Linked DNA regions of Homo sapiens: region 2 is linked to region 1. Evidence: chromatin contacts called from ENCODE Hi-C or POLR2A ChIA-PET data. All regions are on one chromosome and are shown on one strand. The core of a region is the stretch at or near the end of the contact, and the rest is flanking DNA. Distances in the headings are between cores, read along the strand shown.

Region 1 (4,813 bases), core at 1,471-3,970:
CCCTCCAACCTTTGTCAGTCCATTAGCCTTCTCAGTATTCTCTATCTCAGATCATGGGAACACTTCTGAATCCATATGTACAGGACATGGAGAGACAGTGTATTTATTTAGACTTTTAGACTTTCCTAGTTCAGAGCCTCTTTGCATTAATGTTGTTGGTTCTAGGCTAGCTTGGGTGCCAAGTCAAATTCTGGGCTTCTCACAGAGTCCTGAAGCTTCAGCAAAGCTGTACCAGGGAAGCAGATCATCATCATTGACCTTGTATTTAATTTCTTCAGAGCTGGATCCTACTGGCAGTTGTCATATGCTTTCCTTTAACCCCGAGTCCATGATGACAAATGGGTTACACCAAGAAAAATCATCTAATCTGTAAAGTATATGTTAATTATATTGAATAGGCATTTATATACCATTGTGAAAGGTTTTTAATAGCCCCACCATTTAATCCTATACTTATAATTGGTGTGCAGCAGATGAATTTTTAGCCTTAACATTTTTTAAAATTTCGTGATAATTTTAGACACACAGAAGAGACGCAAAAAGTAGTACAGAGTCTATTTTATATATATTTACCCAGATTATCCTTATGCCAACATCTTACACAGCCAAAGAATAAAATGATCAAACCTAGGAAATTAACCTTGGTATTATGCTATTAATGAAACTACAGAATTTATTCAGATTTCACCATTTTTTCACTAGTTTATTTTATTATTTTTGGTTCAGGATCCAATTTAGAACCTCACATTGTACATAGCTGCTGAATGTCCTTAGCCTCTTCCAATCTGAGATGCTTTCTCAGTCTTTCCTTATCTTGTTTTTAATATTACTGAAGAGGAGTTATTTTATAGAACTTTGCTCCATTTGGGTTTGTTAGATTTTTTATTGATTATATTAAGGCTATGCATTATTAAGAAGAATAATGCATATCAATATCATTTACCTCTGATGATATGCACTTCTGAATGCATCATATCCAAAGTAAATGACATTGATATGTCTTATTACTGATTATATTAATCTTGATCACTTGGCGTCTGCCATGTTTTTCCATTGTAAAGTTGCTGTTTTTCTCTTTGTGATTACTAAATATTTTGAGAGAGATACTTTGTGATTGCAGTGGATTGAATGTTTATGTTCCTTCCAAATTTATGTCCTGAAATTCTAACACCCAAGGTCATGGTATTTGGGAGTGGGGCCTTTGGGAGGTGATGAGGTCATTCGGGTGGAGCCCTCAAGAATGGGATTAGTGCTGTTGTAAAAGAGACTTCAGAGAGATTGCTTGCACCTTCAGCCATGCGAGGTTACAATGAGAAGATAGCTTTTTATGAGGAAGTGGGTCCTCACCAGACACTGAACCTGCCAGTGTGTTTATTTTAGACTTACTGGCCTTCAGAACTGTTGAAAAATACATTTCTGTTGTTTATAAGCCACACAGTCTATGATCATTTGTTAATGCAGTCCAAATGGACACACAGTGACTATGCAAAATCTTATTTCTACTTAAATTTTACCTATCAATTTTAGGATCCATCACTGATCCTGCATAAGTCAATTATTGCTGTGGTGTTCTAGCAATGACTTTCTATTTTCTATTTCCCTTATGCCTTTTAAGTTTTTAATTAGAAATATTTCGTAAGGATGATTTGTCTCTTTTCCTCTACTGATTTATTTATTCAGTTTTTTTTTAATATCAGAATGAGTATTTATTTCATTCTTTGGGTTACAATACAATACTATCATTACTTTTTTTGTTTCTCAAATTGTCCTAATTTTGGCTATTGGGATTTTTTTTCAGGTTGTCTCTTTTGCCCTTTGAATATGCTTTGATATTTTATTTGCTCATTTTTAATTACTTTCTTACTCTCCAGTATCACAAATTGTTCCAGGATTGTTTATATTTTTCCTGCCATAACCCTGAAATGAATCATTTTTCCAAGGAACCATAGTTCCTTTTATGAGCACATGATATTTAGAAATGAAGCTCTTTGCTGCTGGCATGATACTTCTTCTAGCACATTTTAATGGATACAACTGGAGATACATGTATTACACTAACTCATGCCTATAAACATAAGGCATGAGCCTCATATTTGTTTATCTACATTTGCAGATATTTGAAAATCATGAGTTCATACTGATATCTCCATCTCTAATCCAGTACCAGTGGTTCATTCCAGCATCCACCCTTTCCTTATTTGTAACTTCTTCTTTTGACAGTGAGAAACTCAGCTTTCACTGTCTACACTATATTTACTTATTAGCTCAACCTTACTATAAAATATGAAATGAAACCCATACCCATGTAAGAGACTAATTTGCCAACTGTATCAGGAATTAGCAACCTATGGCTCACAAGCCACATCTGACCCTGTATTTGTTTTTATAAATAAAGTGTTGTTAAAACATAGCCACACTCATTTATTTATGTATTGTCTATGGCTGCTTCTGTGCTCCAACAGCAGGGTTGAGAAGTGGTAATGGAGACTATATGACCCACAAAGCCTAACATATTTACTATCTTGTTTTTTACTCAAAAAGTTTGCCAACCCCTACACTAGAGCAGAGTGTTAGTGTACATTACTTTTTGTCTTTAAAATATACCGTCACATAACTGCTTACCAAAGTTACTTAAGTCAGCTCCTTTCTTCCTCATGTCCTTTAGTGTGATCATGTGATTCATCTGTAATACAGCTAGATTTATTTGGCAGTTTGCGTTCCACTCCTCCACACATCCTGTTTGATTTTTAAAAAAGGAACGTGCAGTAAAATTCACTCTTTGCGGCTTACGTTTCTGTGAGTTTGACAAATGCAATGAGTCATGTGTCCACAGTCACAGTTTCATACAGAACAGTTTTCTCATCCCCCAAGTTCCCAGTTGCTTCTAATTTATATTCACCTCTCCCATCATTCCTCTACCACCGGCAACCATTAAGCTACTTTCTATTCCAATAGTTTTGCCTTTTCCAGAGTGTTTATTAATGAAATTATACAAAATGAGCCTTTTAATGTCTGACTTATTTCATTTAGCAAAGTGTATTTAAAATACAAGCATGTTGTGCTAAAATATTTACTACCTGGTCCTTTACAGGAAAACATTTACCTATCCCTATTGTAAAGAATAGAAAGGAGTGGAAGTATATGGGTGACCTTGTTGGTGACATAATATAGAAAGCAAAGAGGAAATGAAAAATTGTTCCATAATTTCAACTTTGGATTATTGAGAGCATGTTTTACCTTAATAAAAATAGGAAGCCCTGTATTTGGGCTTTTCTCAAATGGCCAGACACCTTTGTGTAATTTACCACTATGTAAAGCTAAAATAATGAACAGTAAGTAGTCATGAGTTTGCTATGCAGCAAATCCTATGAAATATATCAGTTTTAAGTTTAGTTGCTGGGGAATGGAAAGCACTCAGTGGTAGGAGTTGGGATGCAAACATAGAAGAAAGGGTTTCTATGTCATTTGGCCTGTACGATTTTGTCTGTCTAAAAAAGGGTTGTTCAGAAAGCTCCTCATAAGGCAACAATAGAAGTCATTTCATAAATTTTTTTTTCAGATAACATATTGTGATGGTTAACTTTATGTGTCAATATGACTGGAATATGGGATATCCAGGTAGCTAGGAAAATATTTCTGAGTGTATCTGTGATGGTGGTTTTGGAGGAGATTAGTATTTCGGTCAGTAGACTCAGCAAAGAAGATCCACCCTCAACAATATAGGCTGGCATCATGCAGTCTGTTGAGGGCCCATATCAAACCAAAAGGAAGGGGCAAATTCTGTTTCTCTCTTCTTGAGCTGGGACATCCATCTGCTTATACCCTTGCACATCGGAGCCTTCAGACGCTGGGACTCACACCAGCACACTTCTGCCTACTCCCTACCTTGTCAGGCTGTTGGCCCCAGACTGTGAAATCCATCATCTGCTCTCCTGCTTCTTTGGCCGTGGTACTCAGTCTGAATTACACCACCAGTTTTTCTGGGTCTGAGGACATACTGTGGGACTTCTCAGCCTCCATAATCACATGAGCCAATTCTTATAAATCTTTCTCTTATGTATTTGTATATGTCCTGTTGGTTCTGTTTCTCTGGAGAGCCCTGACTAATACTAGTCAGGGTTTTTTTATTATTCTAAAATTTCAAATGGTAGAGAGAAAGTGAGAGTAACCTTGCAATTTCACATTATCAGAATAACCACTATTAACCTGTTGGTAATTTCTTGCAGAATTTCTTACGCATGTAGAGCTAGCGGGAGAGATAGAGATATAACTGTGCCATAATATTCTCCCTTAGCTGCATTTTAAAGTAATATATTGTTTATGTCTTTTAAAAGAATACATTCAGTTCTATTTTATTATTTTTTAATGACTGCATAATATTCAATTATATAATTGTACTGTTATTTATATAACCAATCCGTTTTTTTCTTCTTTTTCTGAAGACAGGGTCTTGCTATGTTGCCCAGGCTGGTCCCAAACTCCTGGACTCAAGTAGGCCTCCTGCCTCAGCCTCCCAAAGTGTTTGGATTATAGGCACAAGCCAGAACACCAGGCCCAGTCAATTTTTGATATTAATATAGATAATGTCTTAATATAGATAACAAACTTAATAATAGCTAAGTTTTCACTGTTAAAACATAAAAAGGACAATTTTATGCAAAAATATTCGTTCATAATTCCAGCACTATTTTCCTAACATAAAAAGTTAAAAATATGACATTTTATATTTTGTGTTTTGCAAGAAGTTTTCATTAGTATTGTGAGATATCTTTAAATACTTTTATAAAACTTATTTTCATTTTTGATCATTTGG
Region 2 (4,850 bases), core at 69-2,568, 160 kb before region 1:
GTCCCACCATGACCCAGATACCTTGCAAAAACAAAATAAAAACATAGTCCAATGGATCTTTAAACAAATGTGTTGTGAAAATATTTAGATGGAGCATACCCAAGTACCGCTTTAACCAAGAGGAAGAAGACACCTTACTCAAAGGTGGGTGCTTCTTGAGTGACTGCTCAGAGCTCTGTTTCTCCCCTCCCCCTCCAAGCCCTTGCCTTTTGCCCACCTCCTCGGCTGCTTTGTGGACATTCACATCGTCTTAACCTTGAACTGCCTACACCCCAAGCGGTGATTTCTCCCAATGGCCCTCCAGAAAGCCCTTGAAACCTGGTCTGGATTCGATGCCTTCCCATCACCCAAAATTCACTTCCCAGTGGCATATTAAGTACCTCTCCTTTTTTCCCTCTTTCACTGTCCATTATTGCGTCTGAAATGATGCCTACATCGTTTCCATCTGCCTGGAGAGCATGAAGATCTTCTGTGTGTGTTGGCTGACAGGCTCCTTCAGACCTCTTCTAAAGCCCATCTTGAAAGAACCGTTTATCACCTCTAGTCTCTACCCTGATTTAATGTGGTTCCAAAGTTCGCCTCTATTAGTGAACATGTCTCTACAACGATTTCCCTTTATCAACCCCTGCCCGCCCTTCCTCTTCTTTCTGCCTACCTCAAGAAAACCTATTTACATATGCATTTATGTATGTGTGTGTATATACACACACATACATACATCCATATGTAATATATATTTCTATGTTTTGACCTTAAAGGGGATAAGCATAGGAAAATGAGACAAATGTCACACACACACACACACACACACACACACCCCTCATATTCGGATATTCGCAGTGTGCAGACCCGATTGATTATAAATTTCCCTGCCCACGATCAGCAGGCGTCTTCTCCCATTTACCTTCAAAGCCAGAGCCAAAGAGAGCAATGACCTTGCAGAGAAATTCATCACCTGCGAGAAAGACTGCCCCTCCTAGAGCGCAGGATGGGACAGAGACAAGAGCAACAGGCAAAGGATCCCTGTGCAAAATGTGGGACCGAATCCCTTCCGCATCCCTACAGAGCACACCACCAGGCTCCGGTCCCCCGCGCTGGCCGCCAGGCGGAGGTGCGCAGGGGGCGTCTCCTACCTGCTCTGCCCGGCTCCGCGGCGCGGCGGGGCCACTGCCTGCGCTGTGGCGGGGGCTTCCCGTCGCATATCCCAAGCACCGTCTCTCGGCGCCACACCGATGGCTCCGGCGGGCCCGCGAGCTGAGGTCCTTCTCAGCCCGGTCCCGGAGCGAGCTCCGTGCGTTCAGGAACTGAAATTACTATGCCAAGAGCAGAGGCGGCGCGCAGCAGTCGGGCGTAGACCGAGGGGGCTGCCCCCACCGCGGGGCTGCAGACGCCGCCGCCGCCCCCGCCGGGCGCAGAGCCAGTTTGGAGGTGAGAGTTCACTTGCCCGACTGTTCATCCGTCAGGCCCGGGGTGTACCCATCTGTCCAGCGCTGCCCAGCCTGAGCATCCGAGAGAGGGGCGACAGCTTTGCAGGCGGCGGCGGCGGCAGCAGCAGCGGCGGCAGCAGGAGGCCGAGCTCCGCCCCCTCCAAACCCCCTCCCCCGCCTTCCCGGTCCTGGGGGAAAGTGTTGCAGCCCAGGCTGCTGAGCGCCGGGCCGGGAGCTAGGAGGGGTCTGGTGGGTTGTGGTTCTGCACCCCTGGAGACCAGAGACAGATGGAAAGTTAAGAAGGGATTAAGGAAGAGGGCTGGGGACCCAGAGCGATTTAGCAGGCATTCTGGCCCTTGCTCCCTCCCACAGGTCACCAGACTCCATGGCTGAGTCTAGACTCTAGCAGAAGGTTTCCAATAAAGCCACGTGCAGTGGAGATCTGAAAGCAAGATCATCCGATAAGTAATATGTTTTGCAAAATGTACAGTATCCTGCGTATTCGGAGAGGCACTGCTGACAGTGTTCCTGTCCCCATCCCCTTCCCGCTACCCCATGGGCTTGGAGGGCTTTGAGGGCTTTGGAAATCTTCCCTGTTGAGCAGCTCCAGAATCCTGAATGGATGTGTAGTATGGTTAGCAGCTGTAGATGGTGCAAAATGATACGATGAAAAGAGCTTCATTATTAACTGGGTATTTGTTGGAAGGCTCTGTGAAAAATGCCTTACATACAGCCTCAGCCTCTTTAATTCTTACTACAACCCATTGAGGTGCCTTACCATGTGGACGAGGAAACAGGCTTATATGATCTAAACACTTTGCTTGAGGTCACACAGTAGTAACCTGCTCAGCTGGGATTCAAACCAATCCAAAATATATCCTCTCATCTAGTACACAGGACTCACCTAGGGGGTCTTGTTAAAATGCTGATTGTGATCCAATAGGTCTGGGGTAGGGACTGAGGAAACGCTTTTTTAGTTTTTTGTTGTTGTTGTTTTTTGTTTTTTGCTTCGTCTCCTAGGCTGGAGTGCAGTGGCGCGCTCTCGGCTCACTGCAAGCTCCGCTTCCCGGGGTCAAGCGATTCTCCTGCCTCAGCCTCCCAAGTAGCTGGGATTACAGGCGCCCACCACCACGCCCGGCTAATTTTTGTATTTTTAGTAGAGACAGGGTTTCTCCACGTTGGCCAGGCTGGTCTGGAACACCTGACCTCAGGTGATCCGCCCGCCTCGGCCTCCCAAAGTGCTGGAATTACAGGCGTGAGCCATGCCTGGCCCAGGATAGGCATTTCTAACAAGCTCCCAGGTAATGCCCATGCTACTGGCCAAAAGATCAAACTTTGCGGCACTATTCACAATAGCAAAGACTTGCAACCAACCCAAATGTCCGTCAATGATAGACTGGATTAGGAAAATGTGGCACATGTATACCATGGAATACTATGCAGCCACAAAAAAGGATGAGTTCATGTCCTTTGTAGGGACATGGATGAAGCTGGAAACCATCATTCTTAGCAAACTATCACAAGAACAAAAAAACAAACACCGCATGTTCTCACTCATAGATGGGAATTGAACAATGAGAACACATGGACATAGGAAGGGGAACATCACACACCGGGGCCTGTTGTGGGGTTGGGGGAGGGGGGAGAGATAGTATTAGCAGATATACCTAATGTAAATGAGAAGTTAATGAGTGCAGCACACCAACATGGCACATGTATACATATGTAACAAACCTGCACGTTGTGCACATGTACTCTAGAACTTAAAGTATTAAAAAAAAAAAAAAAAGATCAAACTTTCTAAGCCCCTAGATCAGGGATTTTAAATAAGTTTCTTCTTTTATGCCAGGTGTAGTTAATTGATAGCTGCTTCCTGAAGGTGGGTTAAGAAGGATTCTCTGGCTCTGTCTGGGTTCTCCGGCTAGCCATGTTCATTTTGGTTGAAGACGAAGGGAGCTGGGTCATCTTCCCTACACTAGGCCGCTTCTAAAAGGACATCTTTATGACAGGAGTGGTTGTGGCATAATATTTATGTCATCATAGTATTCATATCATAAATATGCTAAGCACAGATGTCTTTATTCCAGTTCTCCCTCTCATTAAGCAAACTAAGCCAAAGTTTTAGGCCTAACATTTGTATAGGATGAAACACTTTGCAAAGTGTTCATGTGAATAATTTTATTTGTCTTTATACAACACAGTAAGGCAGATATAATTTCACTCTACAGGAAAGGAAACTGAGATAGGGTGACTTTCCTGAGATTATACATTTAATATATTATATGTGTGGTAGGGACTAGGTTGTGACCTATCTCTAGTTCTGTCTAGGTCTGTTTGTACTATCTTACTGTATTCATTTCCTGTTGCTGCCAACAAAGTATCACCAACTGAATAAAATACAAATTTATTAGCTAACAGTTCTGGAAGTCAGACATCTGAAAATGGATCTTTTAGAGTTGAAATCAAAGGCCCGCAGGGGCTGTGCACTCTTTCTGGAGACTGAGGGGAATCACCTGTTCCCTCCTTGTCTTTTCTGGCTTCTAGAGGCTGCCTGCATTCCTTGGTTGGAGAACTCTAACCTCTACTTCTCTTGCCTCATCTCCTCCAACTCTGATCCTCCTGCATCCCTCCTGGAAGGACCCCTGTAATGACATGGGGTCCACCTGGATAACCCAGAGTAATCTCCCCATTTCAATGTTCTTAATCACATCTGTGAAGTCCCTTTGCCATGTAAGGTAATATATTCATAGGTCCCAGGGTGTAGATATCATTGGAGAGGGTCATTATTCTGCCTATCAAAACCACATTTAGTACTTATTCTGTAGTTTCTACTAGACCTTATTCATCCTTCTCCTCTGTTTCATTTCTCAGACTGCTGGGAAGTTTTTATAGCTTAAAAATTCACAGGGAAGTTATTCAAGAGACAACAATAACAAATCAGTATTGACAAGAAATACCTCAAAGTCATGAAAAAATCATGAAAAGGACACATTGGATTATGCTCATGAAAAAGACATATAAGATGTACAGCTGCTTTTGGTCTGACTGACACTGAGATGATCCTTGAGGGACATCCTAAATACAATTAAAGGACCTCTTTAGCAATACAAAGGTTTTAAAAATTCTGCTACTCAAACAGTACACAGTTCCGTGATGAATAAGGTGATTCAAAACTCATGCAGAATTGAGTACAACACCAAATTCTAAACAGGGTGATGGTTTTCAGAGTGATGATACACATTAAATCAGTCCATCAAACGAAATCAATAAATGCTATTGAATGCCTTTTGTACTCAAAGCATTTGTAGAAAGACTGATATACGGAAGTTTGTCATTTCATTGGGAACACAGAATTTATAAAAAATGAAATCACAAAGGATTTAAACAGAAGAAACAATAGAAGCAACTTGAGCTGGTATATTA

The links. A loop is a pair of places that touch in the nucleus more often than their neighbours do. ChIA-PET counts read pairs that join two places held with the same protein, here RNA polymerase II (POLR2A). Pooled maps may share reads with other maps.
Region 2: a loop to region 1 is called in a map of naive thymus-derived CD4-positive, alpha-beta T cell, with 2.0 times the contacts of the local background. The contact joins the promoter of GPRIN3 here to the enhancer-like site in region 1. A Hi-C loop is called at or near these places in 1 of 168 maps with a recorded cell type or tissue (naive thymus-derived CD4-positive, alpha-beta T cell), 1 of 37 single-sample maps with no recorded cell type and 8 of 50 pooled maps. POLR2A ChIA-PET finds 5 or more read pairs at or near these places in 3 of 52 experiments (activated CD4-positive, alpha-beta memory T cell and activated naive CD4-positive, alpha-beta T cell).

What each region holds. Positions count from the first base shown.
Region 1 is chr4:89,467,496-89,472,308 of GRCh38, forward strand. LOC105377328 (a long non-coding RNA gene) reads right to left here. Exons shown (of 4, transcript XR_938981.2): 3 at 2,623-2,736. Among named protein-coding and RNA genes, the nearest start is that of GPRIN3, 160 kb to the left of the region's middle. Within about 2 kb of position 2,721, at least 4 of the 41 ENCODE cell types and tissues checked have a DNase peak (open chromatin) inside an H3K27ac peak, as active enhancers do.
Region 2 is chr4:89,306,482-89,311,331 of GRCh38, forward strand. GPRIN3 (GPRIN family member 3) reads right to left here and starts at 1,319. Exons shown (of 2, transcript NM_198281.3): 1 at 1,134-1,319. RefSeq lists silencers at 1,269-1,318, 1,329-1,398.